Regions from separate parts of the Mus musculus genome. Here region 2 is linked to region 1. A link is a loop called in an ENCODE intact Hi-C map of the cell type or tissue named here. Cell type or tissue: left cerebral cortex. All regions are shown on one strand.

The links. A loop is a pair of places that touch in the nucleus more often than their neighbours do. Peaks named below come from ENCODE experiments on the same cell type or tissue, not always from the same donor. Only the 100,000 strongest peaks of a DNase experiment are listed, where the experiment ranks them.
Region 2: it touches region 1 in a loop (2.8-fold over the local background); 4 of 42 quality-filtered maps call a loop at or near these places.

Annotation. Positions count from the first base shown.
Region 1 is chr2:6,190,494-6,195,493 of GRCm38, reverse strand. The region is part of intron 4 of Echdc3 (enoyl Coenzyme A hydratase domain containing 3); the gene reads left to right. A230108P19Rik (RIKEN cDNA A230108P19 gene) reads right to left here and starts at 2,243. Exons shown (of 7, transcript NR_040333.1): 1 at 2,173-2,243. In left cerebral cortex, a CTCF peak has its summit at 2,318 (motif pointing left); a DNase peak (open chromatin) is centred at 2,307.
Region 2 is chr2:6,466,290-6,471,289 of GRCm38, reverse strand. All of the region lies in intron 1 of Gm13391 (a long non-coding RNA gene), which reads right to left. Among named protein-coding and RNA genes, the nearest start is that of Gm13391, 2.7 kb to the right of the region's middle. In left cerebral cortex, a CTCF peak has its summit at 1,936 (motif pointing right); a DNase peak (open chromatin) is centred at 1,946.

The sequences.
Region 1 (5,000 bases):
GCATGAAGACCTGAGTTCAATCCCCAGAACCTACATAAAAAGCCAGGTGGAGTGGTGCACTCCTGCAATCCTGATGCTGGGAAGGCAGATATAGCTGGATACCTGGAGCTGGCTGGTTGGCCAGGCAAGGCTACTCAGTGAATCTAGGCCAGTGAGAGATCCTGTTCCCCCAACCCCCTCCCCCATACAAACAAGATACATAGCACCTGAGAAACAATACCAGAAATTAGCCTCTGGCTTACACACATACACACACACACACCTACCACAGTATCTTCCATCTTCTATATTGGACATTCTGCCCAAAACCACTAGTGTCCTTCTGTGCTGGGGAGAGCAGCACTCACTGCCTGTTCCTCTGTAGCATCAAACAGCACGTGTCAACCTGTGAACTCGCCATATCTCAATCTTACAAGCCCCTCAATATGACAGTTTAGGTTTTTCCTTTTCAGAAAAGCATGGCCTTTGTGTAATCTCATTTGAAAATGCAATTGAAACAGTTTTGTTCCACCAAATGGCTGCCCAGGAGACACAGTGCACAGCGCGCTGACACAGCGCCAGTGACAAGGGGCTGAGGCTGAATCTCTGGCTAGTGATTTCTTGACAACCATTCTCATTCCAGAAAGGAGTTACAGTGTCTGATTTACAGTGCTGGGCTTACAGTGGTTAGACCAGAACTAGCCTGTCCATACTGTGGGACTCTGCACAAGGAGCAGCTGTGTGTCGGAGCTGTCTTGTCATCACTAATGACAATCAAGTCTGTTTCCCCTTGTAAAGCTGTCTTCCGTCCAAAACCTCACAGAATAGCGTTCAGTGGGCATCCATGAAGCGGAAAACCACAGTGTCTGTTCTGGGAGGAAGACATCCTGTTCTCAGTGGGAAATCTGGAAACGAAGGCGCAAACCTATATATGCAGCGAGCAAGGAGAACAGGCTATCTGGTCTTGAAACAACTGCCAAACTTAACAGTGGCTCACAGGCCTGAGGCAAGAAAGAAGTGAGACCTGAAGGGAAAACAGCAGTAGAGCCAAGGGGTGCCTGGGAGAATTTTGCCCTTCCCCAGGTCCTCCTGGTTAGTTTTGGCAGAAACGGGTGCACCTATGAAGATACTGCAGTTTACTACAAACCAGTATGCGGACACCAGGCTGGAAGTGGGCTACAAGCTGCAAGAGGTGAGGGTTTGCTCAAGCATCTTTCAAAGGGGAGGTGCTTGCTTATTATTTTAGATAGATATTTGCCTTAAGTGCAGCCATGTTTAGTGAATATTTCTTATATCATTGCCTGGACTTCAAGTCAAAATAGATTACAAATCTCCTGTGATACTCAAGGACTGTCTTGTAACTGCAGATGAAACCATGAAGCCTTTCATAGCAAGAAGTTGCTATACTGGTTCATCCTCTTTCCAACACATGACTTGCTGGAAGGTTCCATGGTAAAGGCATTTAAGTCCTATTGACAGGGTAAAAAATAGCAAGCCTTCTAAATTAAGGCTTATCAGAATTCCTAGAAACTTCAGACTGTCAAACTTTACAATTGTTTTTGAAAAGAAAGAGGAGAAATGTAACCAAAATATCCCTTGAATTCCATGGAAGCCCAGTTCTCGGAACCACATTGCGTAATCTGCACAGTGTGACAGATGAAGGGGCAAGGGCATCGTGAGAACCAGAATCGCTTTTTCCCTGCCAAAGAACGTTTTGTCAGGAAGCAGGCCTTCTCAAACGACAACAGTCTGTCCTGGGGGTGGGGAAGGCAGCTCCATCAGCAAATTCCAGCTGCACAAGCAGGAGGCCCTGAGTTCCATCTGCAGAGCACACTCATCAAAGCCAGGCCTCGCGGTGCACACTTGTCATCTCAGAGCTGAGGAGGCCAAAACGGGAGGATCCCCGAAGCTCTGGGACCAGCCAGTCTAAGTAATCAGCAACTTCTACCCACTGAAAGACATCCTGTAGATGCCTTTCAAAAAACAAGGTAGACAGCTCCTGGCAAACACCACCCAAGGTTGACTTCTGACCTCTAAATACACGTGCACACGTGCACCCAGTCCAATATGTGCATGCACACTTATGAGCGCGCGCGCGCGCGCGCACACACACACACACTCAGAATTATAGTTTCTCTTCATATTCTGGCCCCCCAGAAGAAGAGTGAACTCAAGCACACACTGTGAACGTACCATTGCATCTGCTGGTGATAATAGGTCCCTGTGTTTATCCGCAGAGAAGCAGGCAGGTGCTTTTGCAAACTGGCCTGGATGGACGTCTCAGTCCTTTCCTACTTAGGTGTTAGGACAACATGTGTTGGACTCTACTTCCCTCTGCTGGGCACTCTAGGAAAATGTTCTGCTGTGCTGGAAAGTTAAAGACTGCAGTTCTTCTACTGGGCAAAAGCCATGGAGTTGAGCATACTGTGTCAAGGCATGATTATTCATCTTATTTTTAAAGTCGTTCCCTTGAATTCAACCATGCATCTTCATTGTGCTATATAAAAGCCCTGCCTCCAGATGTTCTCTTCCCGAGGCCGGGCTGGCCATGCACAGCTAAGAGCCAGCACATCAGGCGTCCCATAAGTATATCAGTAAGTATTCCAGGAAAGCTAGAAAGGACTCGAGTCTCCTTCCAACACCAGTCCCTTCACCACGGGGAAAATCCTTGCTTCCGCTTACCTACCCACCTGGCTGTGTGTTTGCACACCCTTATCTCCCACAAGTCTAACTCAGAGTTCGATCCTCACCCATACCACAACTCCCACAGAGACTCGGACATGACTCATATCGACTATTTAACAGTGAGTTGCATGCCTAACATAATTTAGAAAATGCAGCTTAAAAGCACCCATGCATGCTAGCAACTTTTCCTAGTTTCCCGGCGAGATGAGGGCAGTGATCTGGTGTGTGTAACCTGTGCACACCTGGTGGGTGTGCACCGTATCCAACCCTCCCCCACTCATTCCTCTTTCTCCCTGCATCTCCTCAAGCTGCAGTCCACAGTCTCAAGAAGACAGACACCATTACTACAGCCTGAATGTGTTGTTCCCTGAGTTCATATGTTGCAGTGCAATCATCAAAGTGACAGCTGTTGGAGGTGGGGCCTTGGGATGTGATGTTGGGTCAAGAGTAGAACCTCATGATGGGACTAGAGTCTGTGGGAAAGGGGTGTCAGGTCCCATGTGAGGACACAGTGATACATCAGTCTCTGAACCTGGAGTCAGCTTTCTCCCTGGACACTAAATCTGCTGATGCCTTGAACCTGGGCTTCCCAACCTCCAGAGCATGAGATCTTCCTGCTTCTCAGCCACACAGTTTATGGCCTTTTGTTCTTACAGTCTGGATAAACCAAGGCATGGGGCCCACCCAAAAGATAAGCAGAGAGGCCCCAGGATGCTGCAGCACACAGCCATCACATCTGTGTGGTCCCCTCTGCTTTGCTGATCCGCTCAGGTGCTGTGAAGCCTTGAAGCCAGTGTCAGAGTCACAGAAGTATCCAGTAGGAGTGAGGATGTTAATATTAGTCACTCCACTCACTGGCATCTACCGAGAATTCCGTTATCTCGGATTAATCTGTTATCTGGAATAATCACCAGGGCGTGGAGAATGCAGGTACCCATTCGTCTGTCCAGAGGACGGATCAGACTCTGAAGGGTCAGTTGGTTTGACTCTGGTGTCTGTCTCCAAACCTCTCCTTTCTAGAAGATTGTCTGACAACCAGGTTAAGTCACAGCCTCAAATCTTAATTGTCATTTTGAATGAATGTCCCCCTAGAGTAAAGAACTACTGACTTACCAACTTCTTAGGGTGACCAAAGAGGTGCCGCCCTGAATGGCAGTATGGGGCCATTAGCATAGAGGTGAAGGTATCTTTTCTTCTAGTTCATCTGAAGATCCTGTAAACTCACAGTGTAAAAACGTAGATACTAAGATATGACTGTGCTGATTAGCTGGGAAAACAACCTGCCTTTTCCTTACTGAATGTCACCCTCTAACCTCATGCTGTAAAAACATGTGGCTCCAGTAGGCAGAAAGGGAAACTGAAGCCTAGAGAGGGGATGAGCTTGGCAGGATGGCTTAGGATCCCAAAGGCAGGGGTAGAATGTCTTCTGGCCTTTGATCTTGTTCCGCACACGTCATCCTTGAGCATGAGGTATTGATCTCATGAATTCTTTCTTGGTCTTCTGGGATGAAGGGAGAGAATCCAGGATTGTAGACACAGAGGCTTAGTGGGGAAATGTATCCTTCTTCTGGTCTAATATTTTATCCTCAAACATGTGGAGAAGAGCAACATGCCAGAGTGCTCTAGGCTAACCTCTTCCACCCTTGTGTTGTAATCCCTACGAGGCCCTGAGTCCTCTTCTCCCCACCTTGTGTCCATCCCAGTGCATCAGCAGCCAGCCCCCTGCCTTCCACCAGCTTTTTCTCTGTTCTCTTGGTTCTTTGCCTCAGCAGCTAAGACTTCTGGGACATGTGCAGGGTCACTGTGGTGTCTGTTGTGCTGTTTTGTATGAGGTAGGGAATGTAGCGATCTGAACCTGACTGCAGCCCAGAGGCAAAGCAGAGATCCCAGAACAAGGTTCTCAAGGGAGCCAGACAGGAAAGGCTTCTCTCACCAGCATGTGGTACCAAGAGAAGGGCGGATGGAAAGACTGCACCTTTCATCCTGGGTTGGCAGCTGTAAGGTGCTTTGTGCTGCACTCTGCTTGCCTTCCTAGGCTCATTCATTCCTTTAAGGAAGGTTGTCTGCATTGTGCAAGGAAGTCTCTTAGTGCTGGGGATAAAGAACAGGACGTGCACCCACACCCCCTCCCTTGTGGGAGTTACATGCTAGCAAATGCAACCAACACATAAGCATGTATACTGTACAGTATACTGAATGGGGAAATGCATAAAGGGTGACCGTGTAACCGAAAATGAGAATTTTAAGATGGCAGCAGTGGAGGGCCTCCTTGAAAAGGTGACAAACAGGAAGCCTTGAGGGAAAAACATTCCAGGCAGAGGGGGAAACGAGTGCGT
Region 2 (5,000 bases), 280 kb before region 1:
CTGCTTCCTGGCTTTGGGGGGTCATGCATTCCATTAAGCAAGGATGTCTAATAAGCCAAACACACTTCTGTATTTGTTTTTAAGTTAACTGTGTTTATGACTATGCTAGTGAGAGAGCACAGAACGCACATGCCCAATAGTAATATTTAGTGTGGGAGACAGAAATAAATGTGGGCAAAGGTCAAATCCGGGCTTCTGATTCCAGGCAGCTCCCTGATCTCCCAGATGCACATGTTCTCTTCTTCGGAGAGTTCTACTTTCCACGACATACTGATCCTACAACAAACTCAGAGTTAATTGAGCTGCTTAGCATGCTCACGGGTGTCCTTGCGCATTGCAAAAGACCACCTTCTCACCTTCTTCCTAAGGGACTGGGTCGGAGCAAACCTGGGGAATTAGAGAGGTGGTGAGAAAGGTCCCTAAATTTTGGCCTTTAGAAGCCTCTCCTGACAGAGAACAGAGTTGTCTGAATACGTGCCCCCAGGGGGGCTGTGAAGATTGAGCCAATGGAGATCATTTCAAAGAGTAATTAGCACAAAATGGAAGCCGGATAAATGACAGGCAGTCTGTTGTTATAGCTACCAATGATCTGGACTAGTGGGACCCTTCGTTTCAGTGCCCAACCTAAAGAAAGGATAGCATTCCAATGAATGCTCTTATGACGTCTGGGCTGGTGGCAGGATTCTGAGATACAGAAAATGCCTCGTTTCTGGACAGTAAAGATTACAGGGAATTACATCCCAGGCTAGAGGGGGCACAAACGCTGAACTGTACCTCACTACTTCTTCCCTTCCTCTCTTAATCAATGAAACCCTTTACTAAGGACAGCTGGGTGTATGACCTGCAGATTAGAAAGTATACTTCCCAGAACCCACTGCAGTTACGTGTGACTAGCTAGATTCTGACCCACAAAGTGGTTTGTGTAAGTTACAGACCATTTGCAGGAAGAAACGTCTTATGTAGACTGGAAGTTAGCTGTGATGGAATGACTCTAACCCAATCCTGCAGGCAAAGAAGTCACTCTTGTGGCTAGAAGACAGTGTGGGCATGGACCTCGGGTCCCCAGGGATCCTGTGGAGACAAAACTTTAATATCCAAGGCTCCCTTGCCCTATCCCACTAGTGCCTTCCTTGTCACTGAGAAGCAGACTAGAAAGAAAGAGGTGGACCAGTTTGCCTCTGGGGTCGAGGATTCCAGACCAAGAGGAGCCTGGATGTGGGCTGGATGGACAAGATCGCACAGGATCTGGACAGAACCAGCTGTGTGGAGGGGTGGGTGGGTCATGTGTAACTGGACCAGACACTGCGTCAGCACAGAAGATGTCCTCCTCTTCTAAGTAAGTTTCCTTCTTAACTAACTTACTTTCTTTCTTTCTTTCTTTCTTTCTTTCTTTCTTCCTTCCTTCCTTCCTTCCTTCCTTCCTTTCGTTGTTGTTGTTGTTGTTGTTGTTGCTGTTGTTGTTGTTGTTGTTTGAGACAGGGTTTCTCTGTATAGCTCTGGCTGTCCTGGAACTCACTTTGTAGACCAGGCTGGCCTCAAACTCAGAAATCCACCTGCCTCTGCCTCCCAAGTTCTGGGATTAAAGGCATGTGCCACCACGCCCGGCTCTTGACTACCTTTCATCTGAGCTCATTCTAAGCCCTGGCTATGCATGCACTGCCTGACCAGCACTGGTCTGAGGGCTATCAGCAGAGGGGATGCTGTAGCTACCCGAATGCACTGTTTGTTTTCAGTGGACATTGCTTGCCCTACCCTTCCTTTCTTCCTTCCTGTGGACAGCAACGTGAAAGAGCGACTCAGTTTCTAGCTCAACAGTGGACTCAGCGTAAAGGTCAGCAGAGTGACAAGACAGAAGACGCTGTGTTCCTGTCCACATGTAGATTGAAGTCATTCTAATGAGGCGCACTTGAGCCTGTATGTGAATCCTGCCACTAGGTGGCGCATTGCAGACTAGCATTTGCCAGAAGCAAGCACTGAACTGCCGTCTAGGGACCTACTGTCTTCTATCTCCCTCCCTAACTCTGTAAAACCTGGCTGAGACCTTGACTCATTCACGCCGCTGTTGTCTACTTTCAGATGACAACAGTGGCTGTTGTCCTCACAGGTGTGTGTGAGCCTCAGGTAAAGCGAGGCTGTAAAATTCAGAGGCCGCTTAGAGATGTGGTGGTATCTGGGGGTTGCAATCCCTGCACTCAAGGGACTGAGGCTCGAGGGTACTGAGTTTGAGACTAACCTGTCTCCAGGAAAAGAGAGGAGGTGGAGCAAACTCTAAAGTTGCTATGACAGCAAATTAGCTTAGCAATCACTGGGTAGAGTTCTGAGAATTCTTTGCCCTAGAGTGGCATGTTCTAAATTTCCAGCCAATGGGAAAACAACAACAACCCAAAACAAGACAATAAGGAAAATCTCCTCGGGCAATGTGAACCAGCCGGCTTGTCTCCCGGAATCAATCAGTCATTCCCATGTTGGGGGAAAGCCTGCTGAGGCATGCGGTGGGTGGGCTGCTCAGGGTGGTTAAGTCCCCTTCCCTTTTGGGCTCCAAACACCACGATCAGAGGACTGCTGAGCCCGCAAGTGTGCTGATTTCTCCACATGAAGCTATTGCTGCCCAGGAAGCCATAGGGTCACCTGGAGGTGGCACTAGGCAGAGAGACACAGGAGAGCCACTGTTGCTGCCTTGGGTTCAGCCTCCCTCACATGCCCTGCTGGGTTCCAGGAAGACTCTGGGTCCTCAGTGAGCCTTAATCTCCTCCACTGGGAAATAAGGCCCCTGTACAACAACAGCCCAGCACCCGAGGAGTGATGAACACTGACATCACACTCACAGGACAGAAAACAGCTCAGTATACACTGTGCCTTCCACATACACTTGTTCGTGGGCATCATACATGCATATGCACGCACGCACGCACGCACACACACACATATACCAATAAAAATATTTTTCAAGTTATTAAGAAGTATGGCGTGGTGTGGTGTGTCTACACGTCCCCATGGGTGTGTGCATGGTTTGCACGCAGACATGTGCTCACCTGTGGTATGTGGAGGACAGAGGCAATGTCACTTGTCTCCCTCCGCTGCTTTCTATTTTATGCTCTCTCCAAACCTGGAGCTCAGCAATGCAGGTAGTCAGCTGGCCAATAAGCTCTATAAACTAGCCCCCCATCCCACCCTACCCCCACCCCACATCTATAATAACAAACATCTACCGCCATGCCTGACTTTGACACAGTGATGGAATCTGAACTGAGCACGTTACCAACTGAGCCATGTCCCCAGTCCCTAAAAAATACACCTTTTGAAAAGTGGAAGAGTTGAAGCACATTTAAATGCCTGATAATCCCTGACTTAGCTCATTTTCAACACATAGCCAGTCTTGTTTGACTATATCATCTGCTTCTTCTCACCCATAATTATTCCAATACTTATCTCATTTCGTCTGTGTCTTAATCTGTAACTCTAAATGATAGACCCTTTAAAAAACAGAACTGTGCTTTGATCAGACCTCAAAATAATTTAATTAATGACAAGAAGACCGAGGCCTATATTCTGTGTATATTTAATAGTTATAAACAGGGTGGGTGGGTAGCTCGTTAGCAAACTACTTGTCAGCGTGGGGCCTGAGTTTGAACCCAGCACCATCCTAAAACTATAGACATAATGTCATATGCTCATAACCCCAGTGCTGGAGTCAGAAACAAGAAGATGGCTGGTGGACCTAGCTTACTCTGTGAAGCCCAGGTCCCAGTGAGGGACAAAGTGGAACAAAGAGTCAGAGAACAAAGTGAAAGGCAGGAATTATGTGGCACACACCTTTAATCCTGCTTGAGAGGCAGAGGCAGGCAGGTCTCTGTGAGTTCCAGGCCAAACAGGGCCACCTAGGAAGACACAGTCTAGAAGAACCAGGTGAAGGAATCCTCAATAATGATGCCCTGGGTTGACCTCTGGCAAAGTCTCTCTGCCCCCGGCTACTCACCTGCACCTCCAACATGAATGTACACAATTAACAACGGAAGCAGTGAGTTCCTCACGAGAATGTGGTCATTCTTCCACTCACACACTGAAGCCGACTTCCAATGGGCAATTCTTAGTTTCTTGGAGTTCCACAGTGGCCCGAGGCATTCTGGGACAAGCTTGTCTCTGTTTTCCCTGGCTCACCTTTTTCTCACCACAAGGAGCCTTGCACTTACATATGTAGGTCCAAGCTGAGCACACCTATGGCTCCCTTAGCCACCAAGGAAGGGGCTGTGAATTTGGGCTTGGAAGCACCTGGCAGGGAAGCCACAGTCCCACTGTCTAGAAGAAAGGGCTCACTCCACATCACTTAGCCAGGCGGGTTCCCCATCCCAGTGGGAAAGGTGGCATTAATGGTAGGTGTGAACAGTCTGTTCTTATGATGGCTCTGGCAGGGAGACAGAGCCTCTGCCATCCTGTGCACTGCACCCCTGGAGTTATCACCACACATTCTAAATGTAAGCAAACACATACACACAAGTCACAAGTCATATGTAGACTTGATGTGTCACAGAGCATGATTGGCTGGGGTAAGTGCAGGACATATTGTCGAATAACTCATGAAGAAAGAAGAGTCTAAGGGAGCCAGCAACTGCAATGGATCCGACCGGCAGAAAGCAAACACAGGAAAGCAATTTCCTGTTGATTTGAGATGGTTCTGCCAAAAGAAACTAACAGGACTCAAGTTACATTAACTCATGCTATGTTTTCAGCGGCTCCTAGACAGACCGTAATAAGCCAAAGTGCATGTAAGAAAAGCAGGCCTAAATTGAGTTGCAAAATCCATATTCTAGGACCTTGACGAAATGCCCTTGAAAGGATGCAGATTTGTTCTTTGCAGCAAATAAAGTGTTTATGCCCTGGCCCCTCCCTGGGAAGGGGGCGTGTCCTATGAGAAGGGAGCCATGGCTCAGTCACCCTGGGCCATTTGCTCCAAGTGCCATCTTCACACTTGCCTGGCAGCACAGTCAGAGCCCCTCGCTCCT